Linked DNA regions of Homo sapiens: region 1 is linked to region 2. The links are chromatin loops, found by intact Hi-C in ENCODE. Cell type or tissue: psoas muscle. All regions are shown on one strand. Each heading gives the region's core, and the rest is flanking DNA. Links, peaks and the distances in the headings are about the cores only.

Evidence for each region. Hi-C counts contacts between places; a loop is a spot of excess contacts. Peaks named below come from ENCODE experiments on the same cell type or tissue, not always from the same donor. Only the 100,000 strongest peaks of a DNase experiment are listed, where the experiment ranks them.
Region 1: a loop joins it to region 2, with 2.4 times the contacts of the local background. A loop is called at or near these places in 1 of 110 quality-filtered maps.

Annotation. Positions count from the first base shown.
Region 1 is chr11:114,788,267-114,805,820 of GRCh38, reverse strand. All of the region lies in intron 1 of LOC105369506 (a long non-coding RNA gene), which reads left to right. It also overlaps a transcript of NXPE2 not described here. Among named protein-coding and RNA genes, the nearest start is that of NXPE2, 120 kb to the right of the region's middle. In psoas muscle, for the core only: no CTCF peak of the experiment used is centred there; a DNase peak (open chromatin) is centred at 8,330; H3K4me3 peaks cover 495 bases; H3K27ac peaks cover 3,696 bases.
Region 2 is chr11:115,182,073-115,187,072 of GRCh38, reverse strand. All of the region lies in intron 10 of CADM1 (cell adhesion molecule 1), which reads left to right. Among named protein-coding and RNA genes, the nearest start is that of CADM1-AS1, 210 kb to the left of the region's middle. In psoas muscle, for the core only: no CTCF peak of the experiment used is centred there; no DNase peak of the experiment used is centred there; H3K4me3 peaks cover 1,559 bases; H3K27ac peaks cover 4,031 bases.

The DNA.
Region 1 (17,554 bases), core at 6,072-11,071, 390 kb after region 2:
GACATTTAAGTCTGCAGAGGTTACTGCTGTCTTTTTGTTTGTCTGTGCCCTGCCCCCAGAGGTGGAGCCTACAGAGGCAGGCAGGCCTCCTTGAGCTGTGGTGGGCTCCACCCAGTTCAAGCTTCCCGGCTGCTTTGTTTACCTAATCAAGCAACTAACTCGGCAATGGCAGGCGCCCCTCCCCCAACCTCGCTGCCACCTTGCAGTTTGATCTCAGACTGCTGTGCTAGCACTGAGCGAGACGCCGTGGGCGTAGGACCCTCTGAGCCAGGTGTGGGATATAATCTCCTGGTATGCCATTTTTAAAGCTGGTTGGAAAAGCTTCAGTATTAGGGTAGGAGTGACCCGATTTTCCAGGTGGTGTCTGTCACCCCTTTCTTTGACTAGGAAAGGGAATTCCCTGACCCCTTGTGCTTCCCGGGTGAGGCGATGCCTTGCCCTGCTTCGGCTCGTGCATGGTGCGCTGCACCCACTGTCCTGCACCTACTGTCTGGCACTCCCCAGTGAGATGAACCCAGTACCTCAGTTGGAAATGCAGAAATCACCCATCTTCTGCGTGGCTCATGCTGGGAGCTGTAGACCAGAGCTGTTCCTATCTCCCTCCCTACCTTTTTTAAAAAAAAAAAAAACTCCTTGTGGTCCCAAAAAGTAACCCAAGGTTACTTGTTTAGCCTGTGGGAGAGATCCTGGGAATCACTGAGAAAGCTTCATTTTGTCTTACATTTAAGGAGTGAGCTCTGATTGTACCTAATCTGACTACCTCCTTAGCAGCTACAAGAGAGAAATCTTCCTTAGACCCCCACTCCAAAGAAGAAGAAGATAGAAATATACTCTAAAGAGAAAACATCCCCTGGGAGTTTCATAAGGGAAATTACATTTTCAAATTCCTTCAGCATCCATGAATCTAATCCATAGGATCTGGATAGTAGTCTACAGAGTGTGGAGTTTGCCAAGATCTGTGGTTCTTTCCATCTGAAGCCTTTGTTCAGGAAGCCCTGGTCTTCCTCCTCCAGCCACATCTCAGGTCTGGGGCATTTTCCTACAAGGACACAACAATATTAAACTTTGTTAAAGAAGGAAGAAGAGCTACAAAGCAACTCACTCAGTAATTTTCTTGCTGACCCCAATCTAAGCTGGTTCTTATTCCTTATCTTGATTCTACTATGTAGACAAAAATGAAGACTTCTCTCTAAGACCAATCATTTTAAGGGGCAAATAAAAAGTGACAATGCAAATACACTCACACAAAAACAAAAGAAATAACACCCAAACCCAAAATGAACAGAAACCAAAAACCAGCCTCTGCACTCATAAAATGTGATTGCTTTATGGTGAACAGACAGTCCACAATGAATGGCAAGTTAATTGTCTATTGATGTTGTCCTCTTCAGCCTCTTGGTAGGCAAGGATTTGATCATTTCATGTTCCTTAAAGATAAGACTGCAGACCATAGAATCTAGCTGGAGATGATAACACAGTTTCCTGAGTGAAGGCTATAAAGGGACAAAACCATAGACCTTGGCAAATCCCAGAGCAAATCTCTTAACCTTGAGGCCACACTCTCCAGTACAGACTATGGGAATAGGGAGCAGAGGGAAATGGAGTGGTTAGAAATCTTCCCTGATACTTGATGAGCTTCCTTTGGGAAAGTTAAAAGGGAGTACCTTTAAACAACAACCTGACTGAGCAGTCTTAGAGGCTGCAGACTGCAGTCAGGTGCATTGCAGGGACAGCCTGTTGAATACCTTTGAAACTGCCCTTTTGTAGAGTAGATATAGAGGAGGACTGCTATGGTCTGAATGTTTTGTTCCCCCATAACTCATATTTTGAAGCCTAATTCTCAATGTTACAGTTTTAAATGGAGGACCTTTGGGGGGTGATTAGATCATGAGGATGGAGCCCTCATGAATGAGATTAGTGCCCTTATACAAGAGACCTGAGGGGGGCGGGCATGGTGGCTCATGCCTGTAATCGCAGCATTTTGGGAGGCCGAGGTGGGCGGATCACGAGGTCTGGAGTTTGAGACCATCCTGGCCAACATGGTGAAACTCCATCTCTACTGAAAAAATACAAAAAATGAGTCAGGCGTGGTGGCACACACCTGTAGTCCCAGCTACTCGGGAGGCTGAGGCAGGAGAATTGCTTGAACCCAGGAGGTGGAGGTTGCAGTGAACCCAGATTGTGCCACTGTGCTCCAGCCTGGCAACAGAGTGAGACTCCATCTCAAAAAAAAAAAGAGAGAGAGAGAGACCTGAGGGAGTTTGTTTGCCTCTTCTACCTTTTAATGACACAGCTATAAGGCACCATCTATGAGGAAAAGAACCCTCACCAGATACCACCAGTGCCTTGGTCTCAGGCTTCTCAGCCTCCAGAACTGTGAGAAATAAATTTCTGCTGTTTATAAGTTACCCAGTCTAAGGTATCTTGTTATAGCCACCAGAACAGACTAATACAGCGACTGAAGTGTGCATCTTAAATAGGCCAACTGTCACTATTATAAAATGTGCTATCCACATCCTCATTTTTTAGTTAGTAAGTTCGGGTTGTCAGTTTTTCTTAGTCCCCTGAAGTGTGTAGGTTTAGAAATAAATTCTTTCATTATTTTTTCTGCACAGGGGTAAAACAAATGGGAACAGGCCCAGGCTGGAATCAAAAAGGCAATTACTGAGTGTACAGAACAATTGACAAAGGCCGTGTGGCCCCTGCCTCTGGCCTTGGCTGAGCCTGTTGCAGGCAGGAGAGCGCTGAGTAGACAGGTTGGTGGAGAAGCAGTCGTCTGATCTTCCTTGAGAGATGCTGATCTCACACCCTGGGGACCTGCGGGCCCTGCTTCACCACGGCCTCTCTGTAAACACATCACCCCTGGAATCAGATGGTTTCATGTCTGCAGAAGGTTCCTAATTCTCCGTTTTTTTTTAATTATCTTTTTTATTTCCATGACTCATTTTACTTTCCAGTATAATTGTTGAGTACATCAATCTCAACTTTAGATAAGCAAAAGTGTATTTATTTAAACTTGATTAAAGATATCAAACAAGAGGAAGAACTAAAACCCCACGGCATCATGTCATGTCATACTGTACTTGGAGATATAGACAGACACATCAAGTTTACAATTAGGAATTAGACTCAAATTTCAAAAGGCTGCGTATCACAGGTGTTGATATGCAGTGAACAAAGAAAAAAATAATTATTAAAAAAAATAAAAGACTGTCTAGCTCAATGATTCCATCAGCAACTGCAAGTGTGCTACTTTCCTCTAATAAGAAAGTCCACGCTAGACCCCAGGAAGCACATAACCAGGCTGGGCCAATCAACTGTGTTATTCTGTTCTCCTGGCCTGTGACTGGTTCCAAGGATGGGCTTGTGACCCAAACCCGGACAAATCAGTGATCTTCTGTAGGATATTTCACACTTAAGTTGGGAGGAAGACTTTTTCTAAGATGAAATTCAGAGCTGCCTGTGGCTATGTTTCCTTCAAATAGAAAAATTCTGTAATGAAGACTACAGATGGAATTAGACTGAGTTGAAAGATTGACGGGGAGAGACAGTGAGGGAGAACCCAGAGTGGCAAAGAAAGACGGCAGCACTCCAATGGCACTGTAGACCCTGAGTGTTGTTGTCCCTGAGGTCAGACCCACTCTTGCCAAATCTGGGTTGTTTATTGGGCTAATGAATTGCCTTTTATTCCAGGATCGTCCTCTTCTAAATGACGTTTAAATCTTGGCATCCCCAAGGTTCAGTCCCAAGCCATTTTCTTGTCTTTATCTATTCACTCTCTTGGTGATCTCATCTAGTCTCATGGTTTTAAATACCACTTATGTTGATGGCTTGTAAATTTATAAGTGTAGCCCTTACCTCTACACCCATAGATCTGGCTGCCTGATCAACAATGCCTCTCCGCTGTCTGGTAGTCATTTTGATCTGACTTGTCCAACACAACACTCATCCCTCTCCTCTCCTCTCTGCCCCTACCCCCTAACCTGGGCTTTCCCATCTCAGTAAATAGTACCACCAATTGCATATTTCATGGTTCAGTCCAGAAACCTGACTCGTCCCTATTTTGCACCTCCAACATCCAATCTATCACCAAATCCTGCTGGTTTTTCCTCTAAAATAAATCTCCCATCTGCCTACTCCTTTTCTTCTCCTTTTCTTCACATCCTGGTCTATCACAACAGCTTCCTAACTGGTCTCCTTGCTTTTACTCTTGACAACCTATAACATATTCTCCAACTCCACGCAGCACATAGGGCACTCTTTTAAGAATCTGAATGAGTTAATGCCATTCCCATGCTTAACTTTCTACAATTGCTTTTACAATAATTAATAAAATCCAGGCTTCTTATCATGGTCTACAAGACTCTATGATCTGTCCCCTGTCCATCTCTCCAACTCATCTTCTTCCTTCATTAAGTCTTCTTTCCTTGAAACTGTCAAATTTGCTGTCTGCCTTAAGGCCTTGCATTTGCTCATCTCTGCCCAGAATGTTTGCACAACTGGTTTCTTTTCATCATTCCAATGCCTCAGAGAAGACTTCTCTCTCCCCTAAATCTAAGTTATCTCTGATTCTTTAGTAACAATCTATATACTAGGTTAAGTATCTTATCACAATCTGATATTCTCTTTTCCTTTTTTCTTTATATTTTCTCTCTTTCTACTAGAATGTAAGCACCATAAAACAAGGGACTTTGTGTTTTCACTACTGTTAACCTCAGCATCTAGAATAGCTTCTGGCAAAGAGAAGTGCTCAGTGTTTGTTGAATGAATAAAAGTCATATAGCTGGGTTTCTCTCATTTGCAAATAAAGGAGATCGCAAGAGCTACAAAATAGTTTCTTATAATTTCACATACTAATCAGTAATTGTCATAGTTTAGAACTTAATAGATTATAAAGTTGTGTTGAATGCTGTAACAGTAGCAACAACAGCAGCAACAATGATACTTGTTTATTGAGCATTTACTACATTCTAGACACAAGATTTTTGCATTAGTCAGATTTAATCCCCACAGAAATCCTGTGAGGTGGGTATCTTTATCTTCTTTTAAACAGTGTTATAAACAGACCAAGAGAGATTACACAATTTGTCCAAGATTACACAGTAAGTAAAATTGGTGGGCTTTGAACTTGAACTTGGGAGTTCTGATTCCAATGTCAGTATTTATTCATGACATCACACTATCTCTGGAAAGTAAATATAATGCTAGAATATGAAAGATAAATATTTAACAAATTCAACACTCTACTTCTTACTAGGTACGAGGTTTGCAGATATCTTGCTAGATAGAAACTTCACTGCTAACAACAACAGCATAAAATACGACTCAAAAGGCACTTTACAGGAAAAGCAAAAAAAATCAGTTTAACAAACAGTTTGAATAATCAAAGAATGTCAAGAGTCTAACCTTCGCTACTACCTTACATTTTATTGTAGCGTAGCTTTAGAAGAAACAAAAATATCTGCTCAAGCATCTCACAGTGATGTTGAGACATTATAAAGGCATTTTGAGTAAGAAAAATTATATCATGTGCATGTGAGGTTTAATTATTTTTAGATTGGTTAACCCCTTATTCCCAGAGACAAATGTCAGCTCATCCAAGAAGCTTGCAATTTTGGGGGTAAAGATGCTGTTTGTTCTGTACTGCTGTGAACTAATAAGAATTGTTCCCATAAGTAGGACCAATGAAAATAATTTTAAACCTACGAACATTTGGAAGAATGTTGGAAAGAAATAGAAGGATCTAGGCACAATTGCATTGGATCCAAATAGCCGGAAGTCACAGACCAAGAAGCTTGTGTTATATTTCCTTAGAAACACTACCTAGAAAGAAAGAGGGAGAGGGAGGAGGGAGACAGAGGAAGAAGGAGAGAAAACGGATGAAGACGGGAGGGAGGGAGTGCAGAGAGAAGGAAGGATAAAGAGAAAGAGAAAAGGAAGAAAGGGAGGGAGGGTGAGATGAAGGGAGGGAGGGGAACTGTTAACACCGCCGGTCATGAGATGAACTCTCTAGGCTTGTCATTCCGGAGCCCTTTGTCCTCTCAATGTGTATAGATGCTCCCTCTGGCTGCAGATTCCTCTGTTGAAGCTCTGGCACTGAGGCTTGCCTCACACTTCCTTGTTGCTGTTTAAACGGGTGCAGCCTCTGCTCTCCCCCTTCTGCCTCACAGGCCTGGAAGAATGATTGTAAGCAGTGCACAGAACACATCGGCAAGTCTCCTTCCCACCCAGGGGGTCTCCTTGTCGGGCTGACTGCTGCTTTGTCTTGATTTGGAATCTCTCTGTTTCCTCCTTGGCTCCTTCTCCCCTCAAAGTGCCCACTGGCTTATAATGGTCACACTTCATCACCATCTCATTTATCTGTGGGCCTGCCTCCTCAGGACCACTCCATTCTCTGATATATTTGATGAAACTCTTATTTTCCTTAACTCTTCTCCAAACGATAACTCAGCCAGCATTTTTGCCAACCTTATCTTTTCCCAGCAGTCTTAACTGATGCCACCAATTTTTTTTTTTTTTTTTTTTTTTTGCTTCATTGCCTCTCATCTTCTCCATTTGTAGGACAGATGTTTCCTTTTCTTCTTATTAATTATCACAAATACCCAAATAAAACCTAAAGATAGACTAACTTATTTTCTCTTCTCTATCAATAGGAATTAAAGAACTATTATCTGTTCCCTCCTGTTACTAAGGAAATCCTTAGGTAGAAAAATAAAAATAAAAACACTGAAATTACCCATTTATTTAATTGCAAGGCACTTGCTTTCATAAGCCACATTTTCACTGCTGAGAACATTCTGATTTGGCAACAAAAGGCAAAAGCTACTTCTAGTGAGAGCGGCAAGGAGTCCACGCCTGCTATACGACAGTGTGGAGAAAGCGCGTGAGGCAGCTTTCACGGCTCTCCACCTTTGAGGGAGGGGCAGCCAGGAGGTGCAGACAGAACCCGGGCCTGGGAAGGTACAGATTGAAAGAGATGGACACAGTCAAGACAGGAAGATCAAGGGACTAGATGAAATGTTAACAAAGACTAGAGCAACACAAAGAAACTTAGAGACAGGGGCAAACTGGAGAGCCATGAAAGAGATATGGTTTATTAACTATGAAAAGTAGCAAAAGGCAGAAAAAGAAAGAGTCCCGGCCGGGTGCAGTGGCTCACGCCTGTAATCCCAGCACTTTGGGAGGCCAAGGCGGGAGGATCACGAGGTCAGGAGTTCAAGACCAGCCTGACCAACAGGGTGAAACCCCGTCTGTACTAAAAATACAAAAATTAGCCAGGCATGGTGGCATGTGCCTGTAATCCCAGCTACTGAGGAGGCTGAGGCAGAAGAATCACTTGAACCCTAGAGGCAGAGATTGCAGTGAGCTAAGATTGCTGCACTCCAGCCTGGGTGTCAGAGCAAGACTCTGGAAAGAAGAAAAGGGAAGGGAAGGGAGAAAAGAAAGAAACAGAGGGAAGGAGGAGCCCAAAGAGAGAAAGAGATGAAGATTACAGGGCAGGTCATTAAAAGTTTGTCCAATTTTCCTGGGGACAGTAGCTGCAATTCAGGTAACTGTTACCTGTTGGTGACAGAAATTTTGGGGTTTTTGTGCTGCCATTTATCATTAAAAATCTCAGAGCTAAATACACAAGATTCAAATATTGCTTGACATTTTCCTAGTGAAATAGGTTTTTATTAAAACACAAATGTATGTTAGAGCAGTATTCTCTTTTAGATATATATATAAATAAGGGAAATATAAGCAGAAGCAAGACCTAAAGAAATAGAAGGATCTGGGCACAATTGCAGTCTGATAGCCAATTTAACTTCGGTTTAGATTGTTTCTCAGTTTAACCATGGTTTCTACACAGACAGACAAAATATTGGCTGTTTCAGACATCAAAGAGGAGATCCGAGCCTTGGCCCAGAAGCAATTACTTTAAGTGACTTGTCTAGTTCTGACACTAGCTGCTCAAGGATGTGGGCCTCAGAACTTCACATGAAGATTGTTTTAGTATGAAAATCTTCAACCACAGTATTATAATATAAGCATTATTCGTCCCAAAGTTCACGGACACCATCTAATAAAGTTGCTGGAATGAAATGTCTTCCCTGTCTTATGGCTCACTTGAAAGGTTCATGGAATTCATTTAGCTCTGGCACAGCAAATAGATTTCATCTCAAGAGCAAACTCTGGTTAATAGATGGTAGCTGCCAGGGAAGCTCTGCTGAGACAACATGTGTTGAGAATGAGTGTGTGCTTGGAGGGAAAGGGTGCTGAGCCTGAGGAGCTCCACGTGCCATAAATACAGGAGGGAGGGGTGCCAAAATGCCTGCTGTGAACTGAGGACCTCGTGACCTGGCGGAAGCTACCTTACTAACCCTTATTTAAGCATCTCCTTGAGAAGTCTGAGGCTGTTCTGCTGGGCTGTGGGCCCAGAAGGAGAGAAAATAGAAGAAGGTGGGGTGTCAGCTAAAAGAGACACGGTAGGCCACCTCCTGGTTTCCACTAAACTCTCGTTTCACCTTTCTAATTTCATGTCAGTTTATTTCAAGAGCAGTTCCAGGAAGTTAAGAGGAGGGACACTGTCTGCTGTATGCTAGGCACTTGGGATATAGTGATTAATGTGACATTATCCAGCTCCCATGGAACCCATAGCCTAGTTGGGTGAGGAGGGAGATCAGTCACATCAAGATTTATTTTAATACACCGTGAGTCATGCGATACTGAATACCAGTCTCCTACAGGAAACCTTTCCATGACCCATTGCTTCCTGCCTAAAGGCCAACTTTCTTATTGTGGCACACGGATCCCTATTAACACAGATTCCGTTTACATCTCCAGCTTTCTGTGCTTCATCTATACTGAACTTTTTAAAATTTTCCAAACAAATCATATTTCAGTCCCCTGCAGACTCACCATACTTTTCCATCTGCCTGGAAAACTTTAACTCCTTTCCCACCAGTGCTCTGCCTAACCTGCTCAACAGCTCTTAGCCTTCCTCCAGCAATTCCAATGGTACACATCTCACACAGCACTTTGCTCATCTGAGCACTCATCACTCTATGTTGGGATTGGTTAGTTACATGTCTGTTTCTGCCTATAGACTGTTTGGTCTGTGAAGGCAGGGACCAGGAATGTGTTCATCTTTACATTCCCAGAAAGCAGCAGAAAGCCTGGCACTCATTAGGTTCTTGTGGGATATTTGCTAGATAAGTAAATCAACAGAAATTGTATTCAAGTGGGTGATTCACTATGCCTTTGGTTTACTATTATTACATATTGGACACAGAAAGGGGGTTGCAAGAGATTTTTTTTTGAATTTCAGAGGAAACAGTTAACCACTTTATCTCAGTAGCTTCTACATGTGTCTAAGGGTATCACTCTAGGTCTTTCTCTGATACTTATTTTCAGTTTCTAAGCTCCAAGGTTTTAGCTATAATAATATACATAAAAGTTTACTCCTCCCATGGATATTTGAAATTAAAACTTGGTTTTGGAAAATAAAAAATTCTTCAAGGACTGAATAAAGAGCAACAATAATTAATATGCGAACAGAGCTTTAAGATTTATACTACAAGCCCAGACCCCATCATTATGCAATATATCAGTGTAACAAATCTCTACATGTATACCCTGAATCTAAAATAAATTTTTTAAATGCAAAAAGCTTTTATGTTATTTTTATTTGCTTCCTACAATAAACTGGGGCTCAGAAAGCTTGAGAATCTGCCCAGCAAACAGATTGGACAGAACAAGGCATCAAAGATGGTGTATCTTTTAAATCCAAGTCCTATGTCCTTTCTCCTACAACACCACAGTTTCCCATGGCTGATAGGGGAATTCTAGGTACTGAATAGGAGTGTGAGAGAGCTGTTTTGGGATAGGGTGGATCTACCTGGTACCAGGCAAATCATACCATATAAGCAACTTCCTCCTCTACCCACGGTGAACCTATCCCTGGGGAGAAGTTATGGCCTTAGCCCCTTTTGAAAATTCATTAGTGAATTCCAGGGTTTGGTCCTAGGCTGGCTGAGCAGACTTAGGTGCTATCATTGCAGTCTTTCACCCTAAGTTGAATGTAAGACATGCACAGGTGCATGGTGGCCAGAGATAGATAGAACAATTTGCCAGCAAGGGCACCATCCTAACTGGAAAAGAGTGGTTTCCCTCAGGGGTTGTGTTGAATGCCAACTGATGAGTGGACATGAACTCATGTCCTGGCAGGGTGGAGTCTCTCCAGGATGTGAATGCTATTATCAGAATACCAAAGCAAGGATGGGCAACAGGGACTAAACAGACGGGGAGAGATGAATAAAGAGTTAATCCAAAGTTGGAAACTGGGTATCATGCATTCAAGGACCAAATGAAGTTGTATAGGCAGGATCCTATTGTGTTAGGATTATTTTGGAAAGTTGAAACCCCATAACCCTGAAAGAGATCTGTTTTGAGCCAAGCCTTGGAGAGCTGACTGGGAAACCAGTTGAGGAATAGGGAAGCTGAATGCAGGAGGGTAGCCAATCCCTACTGAAAAATGAATCCCATCTCTGAAATTCCTAGAGTCTTTCCCTGTGCTCATCTGCAAAGTCTAGATCCAGCCTTCCTTCACATCCCTTCTCCAACCACTTGCAAACTGGGAAGGCTTTCTCTTGCTTCCTTCACCTCCCAGGATTGTCAATATACAGAGGCGTGCTATTTATCTCTGTCACTCAGCCTTCTCCTACCTTAGGGCAAAAACTACCATTGATTACAGACCTACCCAATTAAAGCTTCAGAACACTTAAGTTAGCAATTATTATTAGCCACAAAATGCTGGAAATTGTTTTTTAGGCATCATCTTGTTGTTTACTCTGACAGGTTCCCATTGAGCTTTCTCTGAACTATTCTGTGAGTTGGAAGGATAGTTCCAAAGCAGTTAATTTGCCTCCTGAGCTTTCATGGTTCACAGCTGAGAATGAGTTACTCCTCAGGATGGGGTTGGGGGGGGCGGGGGTGCAATTCATCCATCCCCTTGCCTGAAGGAAGACTATGATTATGTAAACTAAGAAGGCAGAAGACTTGGGAAGAATAGAACACAAAGATCCCCTAATTTAAAGATTCCCCATGAGTGGGAATTTCCTATTCTATGATAGGAACATTTGGAGGTCAAATTCCTCCCTGCAGTAGTAGCTGCATACAGAACAGACAGATTGCACCTACAGCACAGCCTTTACTGTGGTCCCTGCAGCCAAACTTCTATGTTTCATCTGATACCTGTTTATTTTTCAAGCCTGGTTCTCCAGCTTGGATTCTGCAAGTCTGATAGCTTTGCAATAAAGATAAGATAGTCTAGTTGGTTTCTATTGCTTCTTGCCTGGTGTGGTAGGTACACATTCACACCCAGTATACTGAGCACTCAGGACATGCCACAAGATGATCTGGAAGTGAAGGGGCACCTAATTCATCATGATTGGGCCAACTAAATGTCCCCAGAGGCCACACTAAGCTGAATCTTGAAAAATATTATTGCAATATGAACAAGCAGGGGGAAGGGTGCTTCATCTAGAATGAGAGCCAAGAAGTGAAAGAGAATATGGTCTGATGAAGCAACTGAAAAGTTTTTGGTAACTGCTGAGCATAGAGTTCACAGGAGAAGTGGCTGGAAATGAGGCTGGGGAAGTGGACAGGAAGTGTGAACTTTGTTCTGAAGATGATGGAGAGCCGACGGGAGAGACTCAGCAGGAAGTGCTAAATTAGATTTGTGCTTTGTCTGGCACATGTATGGGGGGATCACGGGAAGGAGCTGAGGCAGGAGACAGGCAGGTATCTCAGAGCAATAATCCCAACAGGAAATGATGAGACTATGTGTAGGACTATAGCACTTGCCAGGTAAAGTGGGATTCAGGCAAAGGTAAAGCCAAAGAAACCGATTCTGATTGAAAGAGACAGTAAATTGCAATGGTGATAGAAATTAGCATAGGTGCCCTGCAGAGAAATATTGGGTCTGTGAAGGTGAGATATATGAAAGGCTGAGCTGAACGAAATTCTCTTAAAATAACATCCTTCTCTTTCAGTGATTCTGTGTTCACATATGTATATATCCTTCAGTTCTCTCTTCAAAATTTCCCCATCTCCATGCTCATCACCATCTGGCCTTTCGCTCCTCATTTCCCCAACCCATACAAAGACAGTCTGTGCTTTACCTTCAACATGCAACCTGCAATTTATCCCTGCAGTTTACTACCCAATCTTCTCTGCTCTGCTCTTCCCAAAGCTTCCCATCGCAGAAGGCCAGGTTAAGCCACAAGCCTTTCACAAAGCCTTCCCTGATGGCTCCAGACAACCCTCCCTCTCGCTGGGTTTTCTATCATATCTACAGTCAGTTCCAAACAATAAATAGCTTACTAAATATACTGCCTTACTGTTTTCTTACCCAAGAAAATGACAGATTTTTAACTTGTGGACAAGGGCCTTGTCTTCTATGTCTTTTGTTTAGTCTGTGAAATTTTGCCTGGGAGAGAAAAAAAAAGTGGTAGTAACACAGAAAATAGAGTAGAAAATATAATTTGCATTTACAATACAATGATTGGGGCCCTATCCAAGGTACCACAACTGAAGGAAAATTGAAGCAATCAGCTATCGTCTAAAGCAGACATAGGAGGAAAAATTGAACTTAGAGATGTTTTGCAAATTTCAAGAGAAACATGCATGATGTGGTATTTAGAGAACTGTCATGTGATGGATGGATGTGGACCTGTTCTGTATCACTAGTGTGTAAAACCAGGGCAATGGATAAAAATTATAAGAGGGTTTTCAGCTCAACATAAAGAGGTGCTTTTTAAAATCACAGCTGTGCAAAGGTGAAGCAGGATATGCTAAGAGGTTGTAAGTTCCTTTTTACCGCAGACATTCAAGCAGAAGCTTTAGAACCAATAGTAAGTGGTGTCAATGCAGGGTAGTGGTTAGAGCATAGACTTTGTTTTCTAAGCTATAAAATGAGAATAATAATATCTACCTCACAGAACTGATGTCAGGACTAAATGAGATAACATACGTAAAGTGTTTAGCAGAATCAATTAATGGCAGCTCTTGTTATTTTGAAATAATTGATATAAGAGGATTTGCACACCAAATGGGGGAAGCATCAAGTTAGATGTTTTTGAAGCCTCTCCCAAATCCAACTGTCTATAATTGTAAGATAATGAGTACTTACTGGTGAACTTGGATTTATAGAAATGGTATATCATCTGTGGATGGCTGGTATCACATGGCTTCTACTTCCCTTGAGGATTACAGTGATCATTTTGGCCCCAGAGCAGCAGTAAGAGAAGAATCACCAGAAAGACACTAGATCTAGAAGAGCTGATTTGTAGCTGGGAGCAGAGAGTTATTAAAAGATAAATACAGGCAGGAAATTAGAAATTAAGTTTACCAAGTCAAAAATGTAAAGTCAGGAATAGATGGGGGGTCAGAGTCCAGACTAGTAAGACACAGATTAAAGGGCATATAGAAATAAGAGTTTGCAGGAGGCCAAATGTAAAACCCAAGGAGACAGCTCTGATGGAGTCATCAGCAATCATTATGATAAAAATTTTAATACGGGGCAAGAACTGCTTCACCAAGGGCTGAATGACACATTCCCTGGTGGAACGGGGCTCTGAGTACCCCTTTTTAAATCTGCCAAAGGCACCCCTATGGGGAGGGGGCCCATGGAACTTTACAAAGCCATTATATCCCAATCCTGTACCTGCATATGGAGCTGCTCAGCACGTATCTTAGTTATTTCTTTTTTTCTTTTTTTTGAGACGGAGTCTCACTCAGTCGCCCAGCCTGGAGTGCAGTGGTGCGATCTCGGCTCACTGCAAGCTCCGCCTCCCGGGTTCATGACATTCTCCTGCCTCAGCCTCCCGAGTAGCTGTGACTACAGGCGCCCACCACCATGCCCGGCTAATTTTTTGTATTTTGTTTAGTAGAGACAGGGTTTCACCGTGTTAGCCAGATGGTCTCGATCTCCTGACCTCGTGATCCGCCCGCCTCGGCCTCCCAAAGTGCTGGGATTACAGGCGTGAGCCACCGCGCCTGACATCTTTACTTCTTCATCCCAGGCTGCTGGCACCAAGTGTGAATTTCTTCTCCCACTGCTGTTTCTCCAGTTCACCCTTGGTGGCAACTCATCTGCTGTTCCCATCTTTGCTTCAATTTTACTTTCACCCTACCTTATCCATTCTTTCATTCATACTAGCTTTGGTAACGTGCTTCCTCTCCCCAGGGTCTGATCTTGACTCAATCTCTGCTTTTGTTTCTCCACTGCCATATCAGCACTGATATCTTGAAAGGGCATGACCTGCTATTCTGCCTGAATTACAACTACCAGTCCAGAGGCACAGAGATCTCTGTACGCACCCTGTGACTAGGTAAGGGGCCAGGAGACAACTGTGGTGGAATACCACTTCTACTGGCTTTCCATAACTCCTGGGTGGCCCGGCTTCCTCATGGCAGCTTCCCCAGAGGGGTCTTATTTCAACTAAAAGAATAGTTTGGGCATATACAGAACATGGACCTTTATCTTCCACAACCACCAACAGCAAAGCATTTTAAAGAGTCTGTAAGAACACATGGGAACCCTGTTAATAGCCCAAGGTTCAATTCCACCCTTCTCTCACCCTTTTTTTTTTTTTCAAACGGAATCATTCTGTTGTCAACTTTGGTGAGAGTTAGCTGTGTTTGACTGAAGCAGTAATTTGACAAGAGGTGTCTTCGCTGTCACTCAAATTGTGGAATAGAGCTCTTAGCATATGCAGGGTTTGTTCTCTCTGCCACCTCCATCTCCTCTTTGTGAAACTCTCTCTGCCTTCCCCTTGGAGATACGCCTCCTTAAAGATTAAGAGGAAAAAAAAAAACACCCAATCCTAGAGGTCAGGAGGGCATGTGCTTAAATCTACAATGAGTTGGTGTCTAAGATTCAAGATGAGTTTTAATCCCTGGGGGACTCTTCAGGGACAGGGAGGGGGAAGATATCATGACATAGGGAGCAGCATGGGTTCTGTTGGCAAAGGCTCCTTCCTTTTTTCATAAATCAACCCCAATGATTTAATTCCTCATAGAGGATGATGAATGAAAAGCTTCGAGACCTGGCACAAAGCTGGGCTTGGTGCAGGACCAAGATTGCTAAAATGTCTGCCTGACTTGTCCCCATGGTTGAGGAGCAGGGAGGACTCCTGGGTGCACTTCTGGCCCTGACTGCTGCTCAGGCCACCAGAGACTATGGACAGACATGTCAAATTCCAGACATTCTGGGAAATTGGGGATAGCGAAAATCTGGGTTTTGTGCTGATAAAACCTCGTGATTGGGAGTATGAGTTTTAGAATCAGAGGCACCTGGAATTGTAGCTTGTAATCTTCAGCAAGGTGTGTAACTTCTCCTTCTATAAAATGGGGATGAAATACCTATCTTAGAGTGCTAAGTAAATGATAGCTGTTATTATGAGTATAGTGTGCGTCTTCCCAAATGTACCTTTGGCTTCTTACAGAAGGACAACTGTAGGGTCTGACATTAGGGTTTATTTAGGAACTATGCTAACCAGAGAGAGAAACAGGAAATGGAAAGAGAATGTGTCTATTGACCCTTGTTTGGAATTGTAATCCTTTCTGGGGTCTTGTCCTCCTTATTGCTTAGCTGAGCCCTATTAGGCCCTATACTCCTGAGTCAAGATGAGCTTTAATGCCAGAGGGGGCTCTTCAGAGACAGCGAGGGGCAAGATATCTTGACACAGGGAGCAGCAGGGCTTATTGTAAGTGCGTAAGTCCCCTGGTGGGGAAGTTGAGGAGCTTGTGCATATCTGACTCAGAGAAGTCCTTGAGTTCATTGTAGGGAATTCCCTGCATGGCCTTCTCTGAATTCGTCCATCAGCAAACATTTGAGTACAGCAGCATGCCTGCCAGGTGGCTCCGGGCAGAGGAATACAAAGATGAACAAGATGCAACCCCTGCTTTTGAGGGCTTGACCCAGAGGGGAGTAATGAAACAGATGAGTAAATTAATAGCAAGGATGTCATGTGAGGAGAGTAATAATGGAGATAAGTGGAGCGAGTGTGTCATGGGAAAAAGGAGAGGGATGCCTGGCTTTACCAAGGCCGCCTCAAGAGGCCGGCCCTTCAGGGTTCACTGAAGCCCCCCAGATGTGAAGCCTTTCTGAGCCAACTAACCCTCTTTTCCCATCCCACTGCCCCATTGTACCACCCATCTCAGCATTTAAATATTTTGTTTCTCTGATGTTTATTTTTTATCTCCTGGACCATCAGTAAATGAGGATTAAACTGAATGAGATGATGTTTATAAAGTGCCTGGTACAAAGCTGTGTTCAATAAATGCTGGTTTTCTTTTATTCCTTTCCTCTGTAAGGGTAGTGTCTATGCTAGAGAGTGGGTTGAAGCATAGGAAATAACCATTTTTGTAGGTGTAAAATAGTTGAATATTACTAATTTCATATGGTTTGAGTTCATATTTTTATACATGTGCTTTATATATCTTTTTAATGGACAAATAAAAAGTTATATATAGTTATGGTATAAACATGGTATTTCAATATACGTATACCAAGGGAGTACTAAATGGAATGGCTAAACCAAGCTAATTAACATATGCATTACCTCACATAGCTATTTTTTGTGGTAAGAAAACTTAAAATCTACTCTCTTAGCAATCTTCAAGTATACAATGTATTGTTGTTAACCATAGTCACCATGATGTACAATAGATCTTTTGAACTTATTTTTCCTGTCTGTCAAGTTAATATTTTGTTCATTGACCCAGAGTTGATTCATGGCTTAATTGATTTAGCATAGAAGAAAGCATTTCTTATTGGCAAAGACTGAGGGAAAATGAGAGGCCTTGCTCTGTCTATTTGGCATGATTTTGAACACCACCTACTTGCTAGGCACTTTACAAGGAACCAGTGGTGTAAAAATAGAAGGTCCCTGCCCTCAAGGAGATGACAATCGAAGGAAGTGACAGGCAAGAAAAGTTCTAATTTAATATGATGATTCGTGATGCAGAAATCCACACAATGTACTATGGAAACACAAGAAGGGGTGATAAAGAGCTCACCCTAAAGAAGGTCAGGCAAAGCTTCACAGACAATGGACCTGAACCAGAGCCTGCAGAGGCATCTTTCCCAAAGCCAGGCATTCCAGGCAAAGGGAAGAACAAAGTCAGAGGGACACGAGAGGCAGCACATGGCAGTTTCCGGGGACCAGTGGGCCAGTGTCTCCAAAACAAATATGAAATTGGGAATGCAAGTATCCTCATCCATATCTTTAGGAAGAAACCCATGCCTCTAACTGGAGAGATACTGGTGGTCCTTCTTGCTGGGAATATGAACAGGATTTTCTCTGGGGGCCGTCTCCCCAGAGATGATGTTCGGCTGCTCCTTTGGGCCACAGGCGTGTGCCCTTCCTCCAGCAGTGTCTGCAATGGTCCCAGGCCCATGTCCAGCCTGAGGCTCCACTTGGCTCCTCTGACCATGGCCCTGCTTGTCAGTGACTGGAATTTCTCAGCCTTCCACATGGCTGGTCCTCTCCTCTACCCTCCCATT
Region 2 (5,000 bases), core at 1-5,000:
TTTGTAACTTAGAAAGCTCTTTCACACATATTACTTCGTTTGATCTTTATTCATTCAACAAAATTATTTGAGATCCTTGTGCTGGGCTCTGGGCTGGGCACCAGGGATGCTGCAGTGAACAAGACCAACAGGAGCTGGAGCTGCCATGGCGTCCAGGAGCCAGGGCCCCTGCTCTCCTACCGCGACACCCTACTGAGGGAGACAGACCCAAAACACGAGTTAATCTTGGACAGTGACAAATGCTGTGAAACAATAAAACCGGATAAAGTGGAAGTGAGGGCTGGGGCTGGAAGAAGGTGGAGGTCAGTTTAGAAAAGTTTACCAGGGAAGGCCATTGGGACAGGAAGACCCAGATAGATGAGAATGAGCCAGATAATAGAAGATTTTCATGAAAATCTCCTGAGATTGTTAAGGAAGGGCTCTTGGTCTCCATTTATAAATGAGGAAACTGGGACCCAAACGGCTAAACGGTTTGCTTAGGAGACAGTGAGAAGCGAAGCATGGGTCTTCCTGGCTCTAGAGGAAATAGAGGACTTTGGTTTGCAGGGGCCACCTTTCCCCCTATGAAATCCACAGCTTCCTGTGTGCTGGAGCCTTTGGTAATCCTCTTGACCCTTTTCAATTCACTGTGCGCACCCGGGGAATGAGGGAAAAGTCAGGCTCTCTGCAGCCCATCAGGCATAGAGCAATGTGCTGACTAACCTGGGAAGATTTTTTTTCCCAGCATCAAATCAAGCTCTTTCTCCTCAAAGAAGACCTAAACTCTGCTTCAGTAGTTTAGTACTGTTGTCCCACTGATTCCCCTAAATTATGGGATCAGTTTCCCCTGGGAGGTGACCCTAAGTGCCATGGGAAAGTGATGGCTGGAAAAGGTTAAACCACATCAATTCCCTTTTAAAACTGAGTTTCATACAAGGCAGTAGACTGAAGAAATCACATTGGGTCCATGCCAGCTCACCCACGACTTCCCCACGATGTGTTTGAACTGCATCCTGCTGCTGGTCTTTCTCATAATCCAACATGCTCCTGTTTCCACCGTGGGAAGGGAGGAGACCATCAAACGGGAACTTTTCTTCCAAAGTTAAAAAGTTGGCAGGCCACGGTGAGTGTGAATTCTAGTTCTACAGGTTGGACACTGCTTTGGGGTGACTTCACCATATTCATTAATCCATCCTCCTCACACCCCCAAATGCCTGAGGTCCACTGAAGCATCTTTCTCCAGAGAGAGATTCTAGTGGGAAATGTATGTTTGGAAATACTCGACAACTGTCCTGTTTATCAGGCGTATATTCCTTTAAGGGAAACTCTGGTGTCATCCTCAGTGCCTTCCTGTTGCTTAAAATGGAAAAGATGATCACATTTCTAAATCTGTGCTATCATGAGATGAACAGAGTGGACTCAAGCACGACTTCTGGTGTCTCTGGCGGTGTTAAATGCCTTGGGAGAAATCTTGCATCCTGTTGGATCAAGTCATTTCCACTCATGGTTAAATTAACTAAATCAAGGAATTTGAGAGGGGAAAAAATCAACAAGAAAAAACCCAAAACACTTGTTTTCATATTTAGCTACAATAGTATTTAATATCCTGATACTCAAATGGTACACCCGAATCGAAACCTGAATCAGACGGCCTTCACCTGCCAGGCCCACAGCCTTGACCTTCATAAAGGACAGCTAAGCCATTAGTTACACAGTTTGTCAATTCTGTATAAATGAAAAGAACTTGGTGACTTCAACTCAGTAAGTGTTTATTGGGCATCTTACCATGTGTGGGCAATGCTGAGTATGCAGTACCACGCTTACCCCTAACGAACTGGTAATTATTTGCCTTGGGTCGGTGATAAGAACTGGAAAAGCCCTCCTTAGGCTCTAATACAGGAGATTTGAATTTGGCAAACACCAGGTCCCTATGATACTCCAAGCCCTGAGCCAAATAGGCACTTTCATTTGGCTCAGGAAATGAAAACAGTGGCCTCTCAAAGTGACCCTGTGAAGTACGTAATTGTACTCAGTGGCTCAGAGTGCCTCATTGACCTGCCTGAAGTCACAGAGAAAAGTAATGAAGCTCAAGTTCTGTCCCAGAAATGACAGCAAGTCCAGTGCTCTTTCCAATGGACCATGCAGGAGATGAGCTCCTAGCTCGTCCCCTGTTCAGGCCTGTTTCTGGAAAGCAATGTAGCCAGTGATAGTCTAAGAGAGCCCTGAGTCCTGATCATTTGAGTAGTGACAAGGTACAGCCAAAATCTGTGTGCAGTACTTCTAATTTAAATGAACACATACTGAGCTCTGGGTGGCACCATGAGGATGATCACTGCAGTTTTCCTTTAAGTAGCTTAACATAGCTCCTTTGAAACGTTAGTATAGATGCAGTTACATTGCTAGAATTGAATGCAGCTGACGTGTAGTAGTAGATGCCTGGGATGCTATATGGGAGTCTTCATGATTTTCTTGCTTTACGTTTATTCCTTCTCGTCCACTTTCTAAGAAGACAGAAAAGAAAGGTTATGCTGCATAAAGGCTAGTGTGCTCCAATATATATTAACATCTTAATGGGAAAGCTGTGCATGTACTGTATACATTTACTACTCTCTGACAAGAGGGAATTAAATGTCAGAAGGATTTGTAGCATCTATAATTGAATTGGTGCTGAGAAAAGCAAATCTTAAAGAAGAATAACATATTAGGATTAGCAAATAATGTGGCATTTTGTCAGCGCATGCCATTCAGTTTGTTCCCCTTCAGTAATAAAGTTGTGCTTTTTAAAATGCACACTTATTTTTGTTGCCATGGACGGGAGCTACAATAGATGATGAGAATGGGTAGCTACATTTTTCAGATGGTGCCAGGTTTTCTTAAGTGTCATTTTTTTTTTAGGTCAGATTATGGTTTTGCTTCAGATTTGGGAAATCCACTACCAGGCTTTTTCTTTCTTCCTAGCAAGAAGTAACAAATGACATCATAGTCACTAAGCTTTCTCTGAAATAGACTAATCCCTACAACCCTAGGAAGCTGGAGGCAGCATTTCCATTACAAACACCGATTCTGAGAGTTTGTAATTAAACTGACTTGTCCAGCAAGATCTCCACCCAGGAAAGGAACTAAAACTGAGCCACGTGACAGAACTGTTGCAAAAAAGTCCGCAACAATTCTTTTCCTCCAGTCATCCACGGATGGGGGAAGCACAGAACGCTGAGCATCTGAACTGTCCCTAAACAGAAGTAGGAAGACTAATACCGTTAGAACCTCCCCATGGCTTAAACGTAAAAATGAGAGCTGAGGTAGTTTATGACCTATGAAAAGAGTTAAAGTGTGCGTTTAAGCGCCATGTTGCTAAATGTGCCTTACAGCCTGAGCCAGGGATGTTTGAGATGTGAGGGTGACCCAGTGCAATGTGGCTGTCATGCCTCATGCTGCATACTTTATTGTGTATCATTGTGTCACCCTTCACTCCTTCTCAGAGGTAGAAATCTTGGTGTCCTTTTGGCAAAAAGACTGACCTTGGACTCTGTGTAGCCGAGGGCTTCAGGGTGGGCAGGCAGCAGTTGCAGTGAAGGTTCTGCTCAGTGAGTCCTTCTGCCAAAGTCCCTATTTGCCAGGAGCTTGTCTAGGATGTACTAGCCACTCTCCAGTTATCCATGGATCCCCACTTTGGCAGCAGAGCCTTCTAGGCTTATCACAGATCCATGATTATGGCATTTGCATGGCGGTTTATGCTACACATCTCATGCCAGGTGGTAAAGTAGCCATAGAAACCAGGATCTCTTGCAGAGCCCTGTTTAATACAGGCAGCATGGCTGCCAGAGTGCTGCGTTTAAGACGACTCTGGCAAGGAGTTTGAGGAATGAAAACAAGTAGAGAAAGAAAAGTCTCCTAGAAGGAGGGGAAAGGAGACTGAAGTTCCACTAGCAGTCACCTTTCTTGTCACGCCCTGGGGAACTACTGCCTTTAGAACTTCCCCTTCTTATTGCCCATGAGGAATGGATCGGGCCAGGTCAACTGGCCCAAGGTAAAGAAATCTGAGCAGTTTGGGGCATCACTCTTGGGAGTTTCTTTGAGATTTCTCTGTCCCGCAATTTCTAAGATGCTAAAGCGAGCCCAGGGTTGTTGAAGCTGTGACCCAAGCAGTAGTGGCCAACTTAACATTCTGCAAGCAGCTGGTAAACTCTCACCTGGAGCCAAGTTGTTTCAGCTTTTTGCCAAAAGAAAAGCTAACTCACGAATACTAAACACCTCATGATTTATCTGTCACACTTAGAGCCATGGAAGTGGCTGCGGGATGGGACACGACAGGCAGGGAGGGTTGTACCACAACTGTGAGCTGTCAGGAACACCTCCCTGCAACTGCTGCCTGCCCGCCCTGAAGCCCTCGACTACAGAGTCCAAGGTCAGTCTTTTTGCCAAAAGGACACCAAGCTTTCTACCTCTGAGGAGGAGTGAAGGGTGACACAGCGATACACAATAACCTTTACAGGGTTCATCTGCAAGTCAGAATCATTCAAGGACTAGGCCTAATTCACCTGAGGTCACATGTGAAATAATTTGGATGAGATTCTTAACTCCAGTTGAACTGTGTTATGCAATCATGCTTGGTTCACTGAGGCTGGAATAACCTTTATGCTGGAACCATTCACCAAGCAAAAACATGGCTTTACTTTTCAGGATGATGGGGCAGGGCTTAGTCCCAGAAAAGAAACACTCTTACACTTGTTACTAGTAAGAGGAACACTTGTAGCCTCTTAGGGAACAAGAAAACATGGCTTTCTAAACCGAAGTGATGTCCATATGCCTGAGCATCAGGCATGTTTAAAAGTGCTTTCCACTCCCACATTTATTTTTCAATTGACAAGCTAGGGGCAGCTGTAGAATCTGCCTCTGGTTTCGTTGCCTGCCCGATTCAGAAAATGAGCCGGGAATCTGAAGAGAATGTCCCCAGGAAAGCCAGCACTTCATGGGACCTGAAGAAGGGGTCTGCACCCTGCAGGACCAGGATCTGTGGCTCA